Regions from separate parts of the Mus musculus genome. Here region 2 is linked to region 1. Evidence: chromatin loops called from intact Hi-C (ENCODE). Cell type or tissue: gastrocnemius. All regions are shown on one strand.

What was found. Hi-C counts contacts between places; a loop is a spot of excess contacts. Peaks named below come from ENCODE experiments on the same cell type or tissue, not always from the same donor. Only the 100,000 strongest peaks of a DNase experiment are listed, where the experiment ranks them.
Region 2: a loop joins it to region 1, with 7 times the contacts of the local background. A loop is called at or near these places in 21 of 42 quality-filtered maps.

The regions. Positions count from the first base shown.
Region 1 is chr17:34,166,829-34,174,828 of GRCm38, reverse strand. No RefSeq gene overlaps it. Among named protein-coding and RNA genes, the nearest start is that of Psmb9, 17 kb to the left of the region's middle. In gastrocnemius, CTCF peaks have their summits at 2,091 (motif pointing left), 3,880 (motif pointing left) and 5,321 (motif pointing right); DNase peaks (open chromatin) are centred at 3,870 and 5,367; H3K4me3 peaks cover 597 bases.
Region 2 is chr17:34,098,017-34,106,016 of GRCm38, reverse strand. No RefSeq gene overlaps it. Among named protein-coding and RNA genes, the nearest start is that of BC051537, 6.7 kb to the right of the region's middle. In gastrocnemius, a CTCF peak has its summit at 4,354 (motif pointing left); a DNase peak (open chromatin) is centred at 4,343; H3K4me3 peaks cover 350 bases; H3K27ac peaks cover 396 bases.

The DNA of each region.
Region 1 (8,000 bases):
ACAGTAAATGGGCAAATAAAATGTTGCTTCTTAAATACTGTGGCGGCGGTGGGGGTTAACGGGTGGATGACACCACGTGAATGGATCTCAGAGAAATGACACTGAGCAAAGCAGCCCTGAAAAGTGTCACAGTATGCTCTCCCTGTTAATGAGCCATTCCAAACTTCAGTGGCAAATGCAAAAGTAACATCTCTATCCTGTTCGGTGAGCTGCCAGTGGACTGAGGTCAATCGCCTGACAGAGCCATGAAGCATAAACCAGGGCTCCCAGTCACAAACCACCACCTCGAGGTGTCTGAGGTATGGACACTGGTCTATTACATGAATGGTCAGATTCGGAGATGTTAGGGTGTAGTGCAGTCTCCCTTCCTTATAAGCCCTACTTTCTTAGAGATGAAGTGAAACAAAACTTGCTTCCTGCCTCCCCACCTTTTTTGAAGGCAGGGCACAAATGCAGGAACTGAGTCCTGTCAACCAGATGCATGCACCTGACACTTCAACTCAAAAGAGCAGCATAAGGGCAGGGGATTCACACTGTTACTCATTCCCCTGGCAAAGGGCAATGGGGAAGAGAAGCAGCGACTGGATTTGGGGAAGCAGAAGTCACAGGAGGAGTTCCTGGGGCAGAAGTGGCCAAGCAGGTGACTTAGGTAACTCTGCATAGAAGCCTAGTTCCTCTCCACAGGGTGAGCAGCAACTAGGGTGGGGGTTGGGGGAAGGGGGTAGAGGCTATCTTTTGGGTCTCTGTGTGGTTCTGAGTAGGACTCTTTGCCTAAACAAGAGGAGTCTCCCATCCATTGCTCCACATTTCCTGTTGAAAAGCAACACACACACATACACACTTTCTTCAAAAACAAAAAGCAAACCGACAAACAAAGAAGTAGATATTTGCATTTGTAAACTGTTCAAATAGAAAACCCAAAACTATGTACAAAGAAATGGTCTTGGTTGTGACAGGCTTGCTGACATCAAAGGTCCGTGAGACATGGTACTTTGATTGCTACTGTGTGTTCGTATGCTGTAAAACAGAAAATTGAAAGACAAAGTTGAAAAAACAGTCTTAAACCTGCATTTACAACAACACCGGAAATATCCAGTTAGCTGTGTGTAAATCCAATAATGCCTTTGTAGAACCCTTGTCAGAAAAAAAAGGAAAGAAAGAAAAGAGAAGAAAAGCCAAATATAGCCAGGTCTGATGGTGCACACTTGCAAGCCCCGCCCTCAGAGGCAGAGGCAGGAATAGTAGCAGTGGGAGCCCAGGTTGGGTACACAGAGAGCCCTGTCTCAAATAAACAGAGATGGGCATAAAGAAGAGATGGAAGAAGAAGAAAGAGGGGAAGGAAAAATAAAGAGAAGAGAAGGAGGGAGGGAGGGAGGGAGAAGAATTGACATTAAGAAAGACAAGAGGGGGCTGGAGAGAACCCTCAACAACTAAGAGAGCATCCTACTCTTACAGAGGACGGGAGTTTGGCTCCCAACACCCTTGTTATGAATGAAGCTCACAGCTGTTGCAGGATTTTCCCTGTCCAATCACATTAGGGCAGTGGGAGGCTTGTGATTGGACAGAAGACGGGAGGTGGAGCGAGGAGTTGAGGAGACAGAGAGAGAGAGGTCTGAGGAGAGGGAGAACCAAAATGGAGGCTGACATGATGTTATCAAATGGTTAGAATAATTGGGTTAAAGCTTTACCATTATCATTTAGCTCTGAAATTATTGTATTGGCATTTTGTAAATTGTGTTATTAATGACACATAAATCTGATTGACTAATTAAGCATTAAGAGTCTTGATTCTACCAGGTAATTAGGTATTGAGATGGCTAACCAGGGCTGTGTGGGGCATTGTGTGAAAGTGAGAGGAACTCGGGGGCCCATCTGAGAGATGGCCCAGTGCGAGCCGTGTGGCAGGGCTGGTGAGTTGGTGGCAGAGAGACTGAGCGAGCGAGATCACCTGGCACAGGGGCTAGCTCTAGAGAGTTGTTGGTGGCAACAGGAGCGCAGGAGCATGGCCTGGCCCCACTGAGAGTTGGCGGGTTCATTTTTTAATATTTCTTGAAACACACAGCAACCTGTAACTTCAGCTCCAGGATATCTGATGCCCTCTACTGGCCTCTGTGGGCACTGCACTCAGGTGCACATACACAGAAGCACACATAAAAGTAAAAATCAAAACTGAGTCTCTAAAAATTATGTTTTCAAAAAGTGTTTCAATTCAACTTCATGCATTGTGGTGGTCTGAGTGACTATAGCTCCCATAAGCGCACATTTTTGAGTGCCTTATCCCCAGTTGGGGAAGGTGTTTGGGAAGGATTAAGAGGTGTGGCCTTGGAGGAGGTGTGTTAGCTTTGGGTGGGGTGGACTTCAAGGTTTCAGAATCCCAGGCCACTCCAAGTTAGCTCTCCCTGCCCCACCTCTGCCCCCTGCTTGTGAACCAGGTGTGAGCTCCCATCCACTGCTATGGTGCTAAGCCATTTTGCCTGCTGCTATCGTCCCTGAAACTGTAAGCCCCAATAAACTCTGCTACAAGTTTGCCTTGGTCATGATGCTTTGTCGTGGCAATTGCAAAGTAATTAAGACGTGCATTCACCATTTCTTCTATCTGGCTTGTCTTAAGACTCAGATGAAATGAGACAGGGTGGCACACACCTGCAATCTTAGCATTTGGGAGAGTAAACAGGGAAATTTTAAGTTCAAAATCAGCCTAGGTGTCAGGCATGGTAGCATATACCTTTAATCCCAGCACTCTGGAGGCAGAGGCAGATTGATCTCTGAGGTCAAAGCCTGCCTGGTCTACAAAATGAATTTCAAGACAGCCAGGGCTACACAGAGAAACCCTGTCTTGGGGGGGGGGGGGGAATCTAAGAAAGAAAATATTCAGATGAGTTTTTTAAGACATTTTAATTTGACATGCATGAGTGTTTTGCCTGTGTGTATATGCAGCATGGGGTGGGTATTTCTCTCTCTCTCTCTCTCTCACTCTCTCTCTCTCTCTCTCTCTCTCTCTCTCTCTCTCTGTGTGTGTGTGTGTGTGTGTGTGTGTGTGTGTGTTGCTCATGGAGGCCAGAGAGAGTTCAGATTCCAGGAACTGGAGTTACAAACAGTTGTGAGGGGCTGGGGACCAAACCTGGGTGCTCTGCAAAAGCAGCCATCTCTCCAGCCCCTCCGGTAGATTTTTAAGTCCCCTGCTACAGTCTGATAGGAGGCAATGTCAGCTTAGATGTGTAATTTCCTTTCCGTTGTTCTATTTCCTACAAACATTCTTTGCCCTCAATGAAAGCATATGCAGTCGCTAAAATACTGGTAACATTCTACCCAGAGAAACGTTACCTTAGCGTTAAATATCCTCATTTAATTTCTGTTGCTGTAATAAACACCATAATCAAAAGCAAGCTGGGGAGGAAAGGGCTTATATGGTTTCCATATCCTGTTTCCGGTTTATCTTTGAGAAAAGTCAAGGCAGGAACTGAAGTAAGGCGTGAGCGGAACGCTGCTTCCTACCTACCCACGATTCACTCGCTTTGTCTTTTCAGAAACCCACGCCCACCTTCTCAGGGGTGGCACCGCCCACAGTGGGCTGTGCCCTTCCACATCAACCATTAATCAAGAAAATGGCCCACAAATTTGTCCACCGGTCAATTTGATGGATACATTTTCTCAATTGAGGGTCCTATTCCCTGTGTCAAAGTTAACACAAAACTAACCTGTACACCAAGCAAGATTTGAACTCTTGTTTTGCTTGTCTTCTCTTTTCCGGGTCTCCCCCCCCCCCAACACTTTAAATTTGATATTAGGATCGCTCTTTTAATAAGGACTAAGAAGTACCTAATTGTGTCAGGCTGAGTCGTGAGAGCACATGTCTTTGGCGCCACCTAGTGGACAAATGTGTAGTGGCTACCCAGTGAGAAAATCCACAGGTTTGGAAGTGTGGAGAGCTTGGTTATTTTATTATCCTGAATCCAAGGTATGAAGTTGAAAACAGCAACAGCTAAAGGAGATTCCAAAGAAAACCAGCCACCGTTTTCTAATCTCCACAGAGAGTGGAAGTTAGCCACCGTTAGAATCTTTGCCTCTATAGCAAGCGGATGGAATCTAGTGCCAGCAGAGCATTAAGTGTGAGCTGTCTCCCAGATAAACGCCTGCAGTCACCTACTCAGCCTGACACACCCAGTCTCCAGCATTTACTTAAAGGATAGCTTTGCCTGTGTGCTGACATCCCTGTATCACTAAAGTCCTAATTTACCAAATTTTCACTGTGGCCACAGAATTCCTTGGGTTTTTCAGCTTCTATTTTATTAACAAAAAACATTCCCTCTCAGATCAAAGGAATAAGAGATTTTGTTTTTCTGAACCTAATATAAGTAGATGGCCACAGTCCAGGGACAACGGCTCAGTTTGCCCTGTGGCAGGAAGACAGTTAAATAAGCGTTTTGATAGGAAGTCATAAATCAAGCCACCCGCCAAATACATTAGTAGGGATGTCAGGGCAAGTGGGTTACAGCAAAACAAGAAGTCTTTCTCTGCTGTAGATTTCAGGTACTATCTTATGGCACTCTGAGTTTGGGGATCAGTGGAAACCAGCAGTTTGCTAAGTTAATATACTCAAAATATTTTTCCCCTCATAGTTGAAAGGGTTATGATTGACAGCTTTAACCATCAACTTTACATGACTCACAATAACTTGGGAAGGGACTCTCAATGAAGGATTTTACACTGGGTTGGCCTGTGGGCATGTTTGTGAGGGGTTGTCTGAAGTTAATTGATATGGGAAGACCCAGCCCACTGTGGGTGGCACCATTCCCTAGGCAGGCATCCTGAAGCTCGTAAGAGCAGAGATGGTGAGCTTACCATAAGCAGGCAACACGCATACATTCCTTTCTCTCTGCTCTTGACTGAAGGTGTGAAGTGACCAGCTATTTCAGATTGCCACCTTACCTCCCCACAATGATAGACGTCACCTGGAATTGTCAAAACCTTCCTCCTATTTTTTGAGGGGGATGATCAGGGTATTTTTCCATCAACAGAAATGATTCTAGTTCAGGATGTCACATCAGCTTCAGAGGTGGACTCCAAATGACTTTAAGAATACTAAAGAAAGTGACTGATAAATAAATCTGACTTTAGAGCTTCAACTCCACAGCTCTCCACAATCAGGGAGTTCTAATCAGTAGGTCAACCTTACAGAGACTTGGACAATGGTGTGATTTCTTTTCTAGGAATATTCAAGAAATGATCTCTCATTCCACTGAGTCTGAGGCTGCCCAGAAACATCCACAAAAGGAGAGTTTAAATTTCCATTTAAAAATCATTAACAAGTTGTAGCCTGTAGGTGTCAGCAAAGACTGACAATGGGCAGGAAACCTGGCTGACCAGCGGGTGCAAAGCGGGTGTTCAGGGTTGATTCTGCCTTGTGTCTCTTTTTCCTGAGTGTGTGTGTGTCTGTCTGTCTGTCTGTCTGTTTCTCTCTGACTCTATCTCTCTCTTTCTGTATGTGTCTGTTTCTATGTCTCTCTGTGTCTCTCTCTCTTCTCTCTTTCTCTGCTGCCTCTGTCTCTGTTTGTCTCTGTGTGTGTCTGTCTATCTCTCCTGTCTCTTTCTGTGTGTGTGAGAGAGAGAGAGAGAGATGTGTCTGTCTGTCTGTCTGTCTTTCCCTCTGTGTCTGTCTGTCTATCTCTCCTATTTCTCTGTGTGTGTCTGTCTGTCTGTCTCTCTGTCTGTCTGTCTTTCTCTCTGTGTGTGTCTGTCTGTCTCTATGTCTCTCTGTGTCCCTCTCTTTCTTTCTTTCTGTGTGTGTGTGTGTGTGTATGTGTGTGTGCCTATCTATCTCTCTGTCTCTCCATCTCTGTCTCTCTCTCTGTCTCTGTGTGTGTGTGTGTGTGTGCATGTGTGTGTGTGTGTGTGTGTGTGTGTGTGTGTGTGTGTGTGTGCATGTAGCTATAACATGATCCCCAAATACACCCCGGATAGTCCTTGATGGATTTTTATTCTCTTTACTAACCAGGTTAAGAATTCCAGGGTTGTCCTTATTTCTAAAAGTTTGTTTTTATTTTTGATAAAATTAGCTGCTCCATCATATGTAGGCATGTGTTGTTTTCTATTTTATTTGTGTTTTTAACAATTATTTATTCACTGGGAGGGAGCAGTGCACACATACCACAGTGAGTATGGAAATCAGAGAACAACTTGCAGGAGCTCTTTCTGGGGTCAGCCCTGGGTCTGTAACTTAGCGGCAAGTACCTGCTGAGCTGTCTCACCAGCCCTGGGGGCATTTCTTTATTTGTTTTGTTGTTGTTTGTTTTGTGTGCTAAAATTATACTTACCAGGTGGCTGATAGCTAATGACATTACAAACATATATCTTCACATAATTTATGCCATGTTTATCTTTTATTTATTTGTTCATAAATATTCACACTGGTTTTCTAACACACTGGTCTGTGATGTGAAGGGTCTCACTGTGGGGAACGCACAAATGCTAGCCAGGGAAGGGATGTTAGAATTTCTACTTACATACATCTGGCAACAGTGCCAGGAAGGGCTGGCTATCTTTACAGTCTGACAGAGATGGGGCTGAGCAGGCAGAAAAGCAGCTGAGAGAGGGGCTGGGGGGAGGGAGAGGGAGACAGACACACAGACAGACTTGAGTGGGGGTCAGTTGGTAGACTGCTTTGCTAGTGTGCATGAAGCTCTGGGTTTGATCTCCAGATGTGGTGGAGGATTCATTGCTCAGGGCTATCCTTGTCACCTAGAGACCTCAAGGGTAGACCCATAAGGGTCTCACTATGTAGCCCTGGCTGTCCTGGAACTCCATATGTAGACTAGCTGACCTCAGGCTCACAGAGGTCTTCCTGCTTCTGCCTCCCCATGCTAGGATTAAAAGCATTTGCCCCCAACTACCCTAGCTTTAGAGTGTAGTCCTTTATAGCTCTCTCTGTCCAGTCCCTTTGTTTGTTATAGCTACCTCTGCCTTTTACTATGGCTCCTTGTAAACATTTTATTGGTGTATTTATGCTAGCACATGCATGCTATGGCAGGTGACTAGATGCCAGAGGACTGTTTGTAGAGTTGGTCTCTCCTTCCACCCTGAGGTCCTGGGGTTGGACCTCAGGTTATCAGGCTTGGGGTCAAATGCCGGTTCTCACTTCGTCATCTTCCTGGCCTTATGAACTGTTTTTTTTTTTTTTTTTTTTTTTTATTTATTATATGTAAGTACACTGTAGCTGTCTTCAGACACACCAGAAGAGGGAGTCAGATCTCGTTAGGGATGGTTGTGAGCCACCATGTGGTTGCTGGGATTTGAACTCTGGACCTTTGGAAGAACAGTCGGGTGCTCTTACCCACTGAGCCATCTCACCAGCCCATGAACTGTTTTTAAAACGTGCACTTTAGTCTTGTATATACACCCTGAGATCTTTTGGATCTAATAATGGGATTTGGCCAGTTTTGGTGAGTCCACCAGGGATGTTGCTGTCATGACAGACATTGATTGTTTTTGTACAATTTGGGTAAAAAGAGTCTACCCAGAATAGTAGGGCTTCACCAACAACCCTCAAATAGTGCTACTCAATAGTTACTCCATGGAAGACAATGTCTGACCTTGTCCTCAAGTTCCAGAGCCTTTAGCTCCAGTGATAGAGAGTGGGTTACCTTAACACTATTGACATCAATAGGAACAATGTGATCCAATAGACTAGACATCGTTAATAATGGGATTTTCCTAGTGGGAATTATTAGTTTTGGTTCTAGGAGTTTTAGTCAAGTTACCCTCTGTGATGATTTGTATATTCTTGGACCAGGGGGTGGCACCATTTGGAGGTGTGGCATGGTTGGAGTAGGTGTGTCACTGTGGGTGTGGGCTTAAGACTCTCGCCCCAGTTGCCTGGAAGTCAGTCTTCCACTAGCAGCCTTTGGATGAAGACGTAAAACTCTAAGCTCTTTCCCTCGCCATGACAGCCTGGATGCTGCCATGCTCCCACCTTGATGATAATTGACTGAACCTCTGAACCT
Region 2 (8,000 bases), 69 kb after region 1:
AAAAATAGAAGCTAGTTGCAGAAAAAAGATTTGATGTGCATATTTAATAATGGAGGAAATTAAAGGCAAGAGAATAAAAAAATAGCTAAAAGTCAACACAGTATGCCCCTCCCTAAATGACCTATTCACAGTAATGGTCCCTAATGAGATCTACTTAGATAAAATTTTAGAAAGAATTTAAAATGGTTATAAATCTATTCAGGGAATTTACAGCTCAGAAATGAACTGAGGAGTGGATCCCAAGGGATCATAAACAACTGAATCATCGATCAGGAAATAAGATCAATTCAACAGAAAAAGGCCAAAGTGATGTGAAATAGACACTTCAGCAGGGCAGAAGCTCAGTGGGAGGGGTCGCATGCAGGCCAGGACACCACCTCTTGAAGACTTGACAGGGATTTTCCACTAAGGAAATGGTAATCTTTAAGAACCTCTTAAGTAGGACAATTGAGATCTTTGTGACACCACAAAAGGACCAGGCCAAGAACTGTGGACATAGAGGAAGAGAATTCCATACCAAAAGCATAGAAAATATCTTCAATAGAAAAAAAAAATTTTTTTTTGTTTTGTTTTTTTGTTTTTTTGAGACAGGGTTTCTCTGTATAGCCCTGGCTGTCCTGGAACTCACTTTGTAGACCAGGCTGGCCTCGAACTCAGAAATCCTCCTGCCTCTGCCTCCCAAGTGCTGGGATTAAAAGGTGTGCGCCACCACGCCTGGCATCTTCAATAAAATCTAAAAAAACATTCCCAACTCTAGAGGGAAAAGGCCCCACCCACCCACCCCATCCAGACATAAGGGAATGACAGAACCAACCAAATAAAGGAGAAGGGAAAAATCAAGTGATGGTCGACCCACTAAATAGATCAAAGAACAAATACTGAAAGCTGGAAGAGAGAAGGACCATACACACGCTGTCAGCTAGCAGCTGATTTCTTTTCCAATGGAAACTGAAAGCCAGAGCGTCTCGGGAGGATGTTTCAAGTTCCGAGAGACCGCAGCTGCTAGCCTAGACAACTACACCAAACAAAATCTTAACTGGGGGAGGAATGAAACTTCCCTGTCAGAAGCAGACTAAAGGACATATGACCACACAGACAGCTCTACAGAGGATGATAGAGTACTGTAGGCAGGAAAGAAGGGCATCTTCGAGGCTACGGGGCAAATTAGGAAGATGCCCTATGAGAACACGGCCCACAGAATCAACTCAGCAGGGCTCATAGGGGCTTGCAGAGACTGGAGCGACACTCATGAACTCTATGAGGGTCCGAGCTGGGTCCTCTGCATACATGTTTTGGTTAGGTGGTATTCTTGTGGTGTGCTTGGCGCTCTTCTGCAACCCATAACATCAGGAGTGAGGGCATCTCTGACTTTTTAGGGATCCTTTTCCTCATACCGAGTTGCCTTGCTCAGCCCTGATAGGAGGGCTTGTGCCTAGTCTTATTGTAACTTGTTACGCCATGTTTGGTATCAGGGATTAATAGATTTGGGGTTGGTGGGAGAGTGGAGGCAGGGGAAACTTTGGTTGGGATGTGTCTTAGTCAGGGTTTCTATTCCTGCACAAACATCATGACCAAGAAGCAAGTTGGGGAGGAAAGGGTTTATTCGGCTTACACTTCCATACTGCTGTTCATCACCAAGGACGTCAGGACTGGAACTCAAGCAGGTCAGAAAGCAGGAGCTGATGCAGAGGCCATGGAGGGATGTTCTTTACTGCCTTGCTTCCCCTGGCTTGCTCAGCCTGCTCACTTATAGAACCAAGACTACCAGCCCAGAGATGGTCCCACCCACAAGGGGCCTTTCCCCCTTGATCACTAATTGAGAAAATGCCTTACAGTTGGATCTCATGGAGGCATTTCCTCAACTGAAGCTCCTTTCTCTGTGATAACTCCAGCCGTGTCAAGTTGACACACAAAACCAGCCAGTACAGGATGTAATGTATGTAAAGAATAAAATAAATTTTTTTTTAAAAAATGAGACACCTTAACAGCAATAATTGGGGATTGGGAAAACACCACACACTACAAAACCCAGCAAATTGACAATTAGCACACACCTTTAAATAACTGGATCTTAGTGGTCTCTGTCCACCATCCAAAAGACACAGACCAGCAGAGCGGCTCAGAGCACAGGAGCTTCCCTTTTGCTGCATACAAGGATCACACTGGAGCATCAAGCAGGAAAGGTGGGCATAGGAATCCCAAGCAACAAGCAACGGAGTTCCTGTTCCAATATCTGACCAAACAGGCTCCAGACTAAACCCATCAGAAGGAATGAGGAGGATCACGCCATGCTGATGCTAGAAACCATCCCTCAAGCTGGCATTCCAACTCTAAGTGTGAAAAACCAGCAGTACCCTCGGTTTCCTAGAACAAATACTACCAAATAAAAAGTGAAACAGTGGGTGACATAAATACCCCACTGGCAACAAGGGGCAGGTCATCCAGGCAAAGGCGTTGAAGGACATCTACAGAACACTCCACCCAAACAGCACAGAACTCAGTCTTTTCAGCTGGCCACAGGACTTACTCTAAAGAAGAAAGTCTACACACATACAGAAAGGTAAATTGCTCCGTTTTCCATTTGTATTCTTTTCTGGAACGAAGCTAGGAATCAACCACAAGAAAAACTACAGAAAAAATAACTTGGAGATTGGATGAGTAGGTCATTGAAAAAAATCAAGAAAAAAAATTAAAGTACTAGAATAGAAAAAAGAAAAACGAAGGCTGTCCTGATTGGAAGGTTTCCACTCTGCCCCCGCTACAAAAGCAGAACCGTCCCAAGCAGAGCTGTCCCAAGCGATACCATGAACCTTAAAACATTAGGAAAACAAGAGTGAACTTAATCCAAAGGCAGTAGAAGGGAAATTCGCAGGAGAGAAATGAAGAGAATGAAAACGAAACAAAAAGCAACCAAGAGTTGGTTCTTTAAAAAGATAAACAAAGTTGACAAACCGTTAGCCAAATTAAACAGAAGGAAGGAAAGTCCCTGTTTAGTAGGCTCATAGGTGAAAGTGAAACATTACAACGGATGCCAACAATAAAGATGTAAAGATGTGCTACACTTTAAAGAACTGTATTTGATCTGGAAATGGTCCTGCACGCCTTTAACACCAGAACATGGGAGGTGGAAGCAGGGGAATTTCTCAGAATTAGAGCTTAGAATGGTCTAGATGGAGAGTTACAGGCCAACCAGAGATACATAGTGAGACCCCGTCTCAGTAAAACAAACCAGTCTTCATCTTGGACTCATAAATAGGACATGGTATAGTACTCGAATATCCGTTGCTCTTGCAATGGCTGCCAGTGTAATTCCCAGCACCTACACAGAGCAGCTCATAACTCTAGCTCCATAGGGGTCTGATGCCTCTGGCCTTTTCTAATATTTGTTTATACTTGTATTTATATGCACATACAATTAAAATAAACATTTATGAGACCGGAGAGATGGTTCCGCAGTTAAGAGTACTGTCTGCTTTTCCATAAACTTAGGACTCAGTTTCCAGTACCCATATGGCAACTCCTAACTACCTGTCATTGGAGTCCCAGGGGATCTGACCTGTTCTCTGTCCTCTGTGGGCACCGGCTGTGTTCCTGGGGAGAGGGGCAGGAGGACTGCATGTGATATGAAAAGGGGGGAGTGATAGGTCTAAAAAGGTTGAGATGAGAATGGCAGTGAGGATGAGGGAAATGAGAAGACTTTATGGGTGGGGTGTGAGTCCAGCACTCGGGAGGCAGAGGCAGGGAGATCTCTGTGAGTTCAAGGCCAGCCTGGTCTACAAATTGAGTTCCAGGACAAACAGGGCTACACAGAGAAACCCTGTCCTGAAAAACAAAACTAATAATAATAATAATAATAATACAACCACTTAATGAACTAACTAAAAGATACAATTAATTTTTGAAGGCTTGGCTATACCATGCAGAGATGAATAATGCCACCCGTCAGAAACCATAGATCTCTAAGCCGAAATCCCATTGCCAAGTGTGGGTTTTCTCCCTGTGTGTTGCTGGCCAAGAAGCCCTGAGAAGCGCTCAAGACAGGGCGGATACTGTCGTCACTCTCAGTTCCTGTTCTGCTTTTCTTCCTGCTGTTGTGATCAAAAGCCTCCTGGGGAGGAGAGACTTTGTTTCAGCTTGTACCTGAAGGCCACTGTCCGTCATGGAGGGATGTAAGAACGGGAATTCAAACTGGAGCTCCCAACTGAAACCACAGAGGCACGCTGCCTACTGCCTCACAGCTCTCATATACAGGCGCGGCCACCTGCCTTGGGATGGCCCTGTGTCCCCGGGCTTGGTGGGTTGATTCTATGCTGTGTCAAGTTCACAGTTAGAGCTACACACGCGAGCGCCCCCTGGTGGGGATTTATTGCTAACATCAGCTAAATGGTCTTAGAGCAAAGCTGCTTTCAAACTGCATTTAGGTTGCCAGATTGGTTCTGCCCCGTCTGTGGCCAGAGAAGATGCTTTTCATGGTAGGCAATGGCCAGGACATACTCTTAACTGGACAAAGTTCTGGAACGAATGACAGCTAATGGCTCAGCCCTAAGAGAGACATTGATATTACCCCCCCTCCAAGCCTAAGGGACATGGTGGAACGGGGACAGAAAGACTAAGGTAAGAGCCTGAGGCTGGGGTTGAGGAGGGGCTATGAGACACCACCTCGTGGGTATGACATCCTGAACACACGAAGGCTGTGATGACTGTTTCCAGGCAGAGTGTAAGAGGGGACCTGGAACAGACTATGCTAAAAGTCTGAAAAAGAGGGGGGTTGGAGGATGGAAACTAGGTCTGACTGGTGTAGGCAGGTAGTTTTCAGGCAACAGGTATACCAAGAGGTGTCTCTGAGACCAGGATTACCTCTACTGAAGGCAGTCAGTACCTACAGTGATCTTGAACCACAAGATGAAGCCAAATCCCAAACTGCCCGAGTCAGAGTCCCAAATGTGGTGAAGGGATGTGAGGGGCAGAGCCAGCCTTAGTGGCTATTCTAAGAAGTCTGACAAGGGGACATCACAGATGAGACGGATGAAGGAAGTGCATTCAGATCTCCCTGGTGACTCCAGGACCTGACAGTTTCCAATGTCACCCATTTCTTCCCATCCATTCCTGCTGAGCCTGCCAACAGGAGTCACGTTCAGGAAGGGACAAACATCCTGGGCCTTTGCCAGCACTGCTGCTATGTGTCCTACCGTCATGGTGACTCCATTTGCTATGGGTAGCAGGGGTGCAGGGGATAGGTGCACCTAGCCCTCACACAGAGCTTGACAGCCATGCTGTCTGTCTGAAAGCTAAGTCATGTGAATGGGCCTTTCCTCCTATATAAAGTGATGGTGGTTGTGAGGAAAGAGACTGGGGGCCTGTAAGGCAGAATAACACTTCTCCTTGATCTTTCCTTGGATTTAGGCTTCTGGCACAAGGCAACAGTGATGTCATCTCAGAGACCCTTCCTCTTCTGGCTTTGAATCTCCCAAATTTCCCCTGCTAACTACTAACTACATCAGCTGTCCCAAATATGGGTAAGGGTACTGGAACACAAGGCAGCTAGGGGGATTCTCCTAGCCTAGAGTGCACTACAGTCTGTAGGTCTTAAGAACCCGCTGCCCCACCCCCTGCACCCAAGGAGCCCCAGGGGAGACAGGGGACAAGGCCGGCTACACCTTTGCAGGACCACCTCTTACCAAAGGCTCCTCCTGCCTCATATCCCGGAAACGGCAATGTGAAAAATAAATCCAAGTGTTTCCTCCCAGCCCCCGCTCCCAGAATGAGGACTCTGAGGCTAATTATTTGTTAATAAATGCCTACGCCATAAACTTCGGCTTGCTCTCTGACTTGCTCCTAACTTATTATCTCTTTTCTTCTATTCTGTTTCCCACATGGTTAGTTACCTCTCCTCAGCTTCACGCCTCCGAGTCCCAGGGCAAATCTCCTCTTTATCCAATGCTGGTTTCTGTCTGTCCATCTCCTCAGCGTTCCTGGGCGAATGTCTCCTGTATTCTGGCCTCCTTTCCGTCAGTCCGGGACACTTCTTCCTCAGCGTCTATCCTTGAATCTCTCGTGCCTCTATCTCCCAGAAATCTGTCTCTCTTCCTGCCAATATTCCACCTCCTATTTCCCACCTTGGCCATCATTGGCCAGAGGCTTTTTTTATTGACAGGTGTTGCTTGTAAGAGCGGCTCTACACAGCAGCAACTAAGAACCGTGCGGGATTGGATACAGCACTCCTGCTTGGAATAAACTTCAGCTTGCTGGAATAAGCACTTTGGCCAAAGGCCAGAAAAGGGGGGGTACTCTGGGGCCTCATTAACTTTGTGTACTTTGAGGCACACACGGAGCCTTTAAATAACCATGAGAAAGAAAGGTTCCAACTGTGAGGGGCTAACAGTAGCTTGGGGTGGTTTGAGCCAGCTTTAAGATTTAAAGATGTTTCCAAACTCTTGACTTTATGAATAAGATGCAAAATCATTACGTATGAAAGGCACTCACCAACCTGGGCCTGAAACCCCAATTACTGGAGGCTGAAGCAGGATTTCAAGTTTAGGACCAGCCTGGGTTACAAGGAGTAGAAAGCCAGCCTGGGCAACTTAGGGAGACTTTGTCTCAAAACAGAAGCAAAGACAGCTTGGTGGAAGAAGAGTGTCACCTAGTGTGGCTTTGTTCCAGTGAGAAAGTGACCTGTGAAAAAGTGACCCCTTGATCACATGTCAGCTTGGAGAAACCAGTGCAGACCAGAGGGAGCAGGCTGAGGTGGGAACAAGTTAAGCAGAATTAAGCACACTGTGTCAAGTGTTGGGATACCAAGCACAGACTTTCATTGTTACAAAGGTGCAAGTAGTGTAAAAGACAGACACCAGGGCGTGTTGCGTTCCACAGTGAGAGTCAGAATGGATGGGGCGGGGCAGAAGGTGTCACAGTACTGACGTTTAATCTGGGCTTGAGGGACTGGCAGGCAGGATCTGGGCACACAGCATAACTTATGCAAAGTCAAACATACAAGTGAAGGCTGTGACTTACACAGCGACTATTTTCGTGGAGTTTCTAGAGCTAAGGTTAAAGTTGTCAGAGTTTGAGGAGGCTCCTCACCCTGTGGGGAAGGGAGTGCAGGTGTGAACGTGAGATAGGAGGAAGGGAAAGTTCTACCCAGACTCACACAGAGTTTCAGAACTCTGACAACTTTTGGCTTTTCAGCTGGAAGCTGAGTGACTCGAGGCATTTGTTAGATGTCCTCGGGGAAATTATTTCCAACCTTGACCTTTGTACCGTCTGTAATGGCTATTCCTGGTTGTCAACTTGACTATGTCTGGAATGAACTACAATCCAGAATTGGAAGGCTCAGCCGGGCAGTGGTGATGCACGCCTTTAATCCCAGCACTTTGGAGGCAGAGGCAGGTGGATTTCTGAGTTCAAGGCCAGCCTGGTTTACAGAGTGAGTTCCAGGACAGCCAGGGCTACACAGAGAAACCCTGTCTCGAAAAACAAACAAACAAGCAAAACAAAACAAAACCCAAGAATTAGAAGACTCACCTATATGTTCCAGATCTTGAGGCTGGAAGACACAAGTTTCTGACCTGGATCTTGGCATGGAGATCTTGAGGCATAGTGGCCATGAAAAGGTTAGACCCAGGCAAGGTCAAACATGCCTTTAGTCCCAGGAGACTGAGGCAAGCAGATCTCTGAGTTCAAGGTCAGCCTGGGACAAAGCAAGTCCCAGATCCAGGCATGGTGGTACACACCTTTAATCTGGGAGCCACATCTTCTGCTGGAGACCTACTTAAGGACCTTAGAAGAAGGAAGACTCACTTTTCTTTGCCTGCTTGCACTTACTTGCCAGCACATCTGTAGGAATCTACTATCCTGGTGGGACCGAGCAACTACTAGATCCTTGAACTTCCCATTCACAGATGCCAATTGTTGGGTATTGAACTGTATTGACTATAAGTCATCATAATGAATTCCCTTACTATAGAGACTACCCATGAGTTCTGTGACTCAAGAGAACCCTG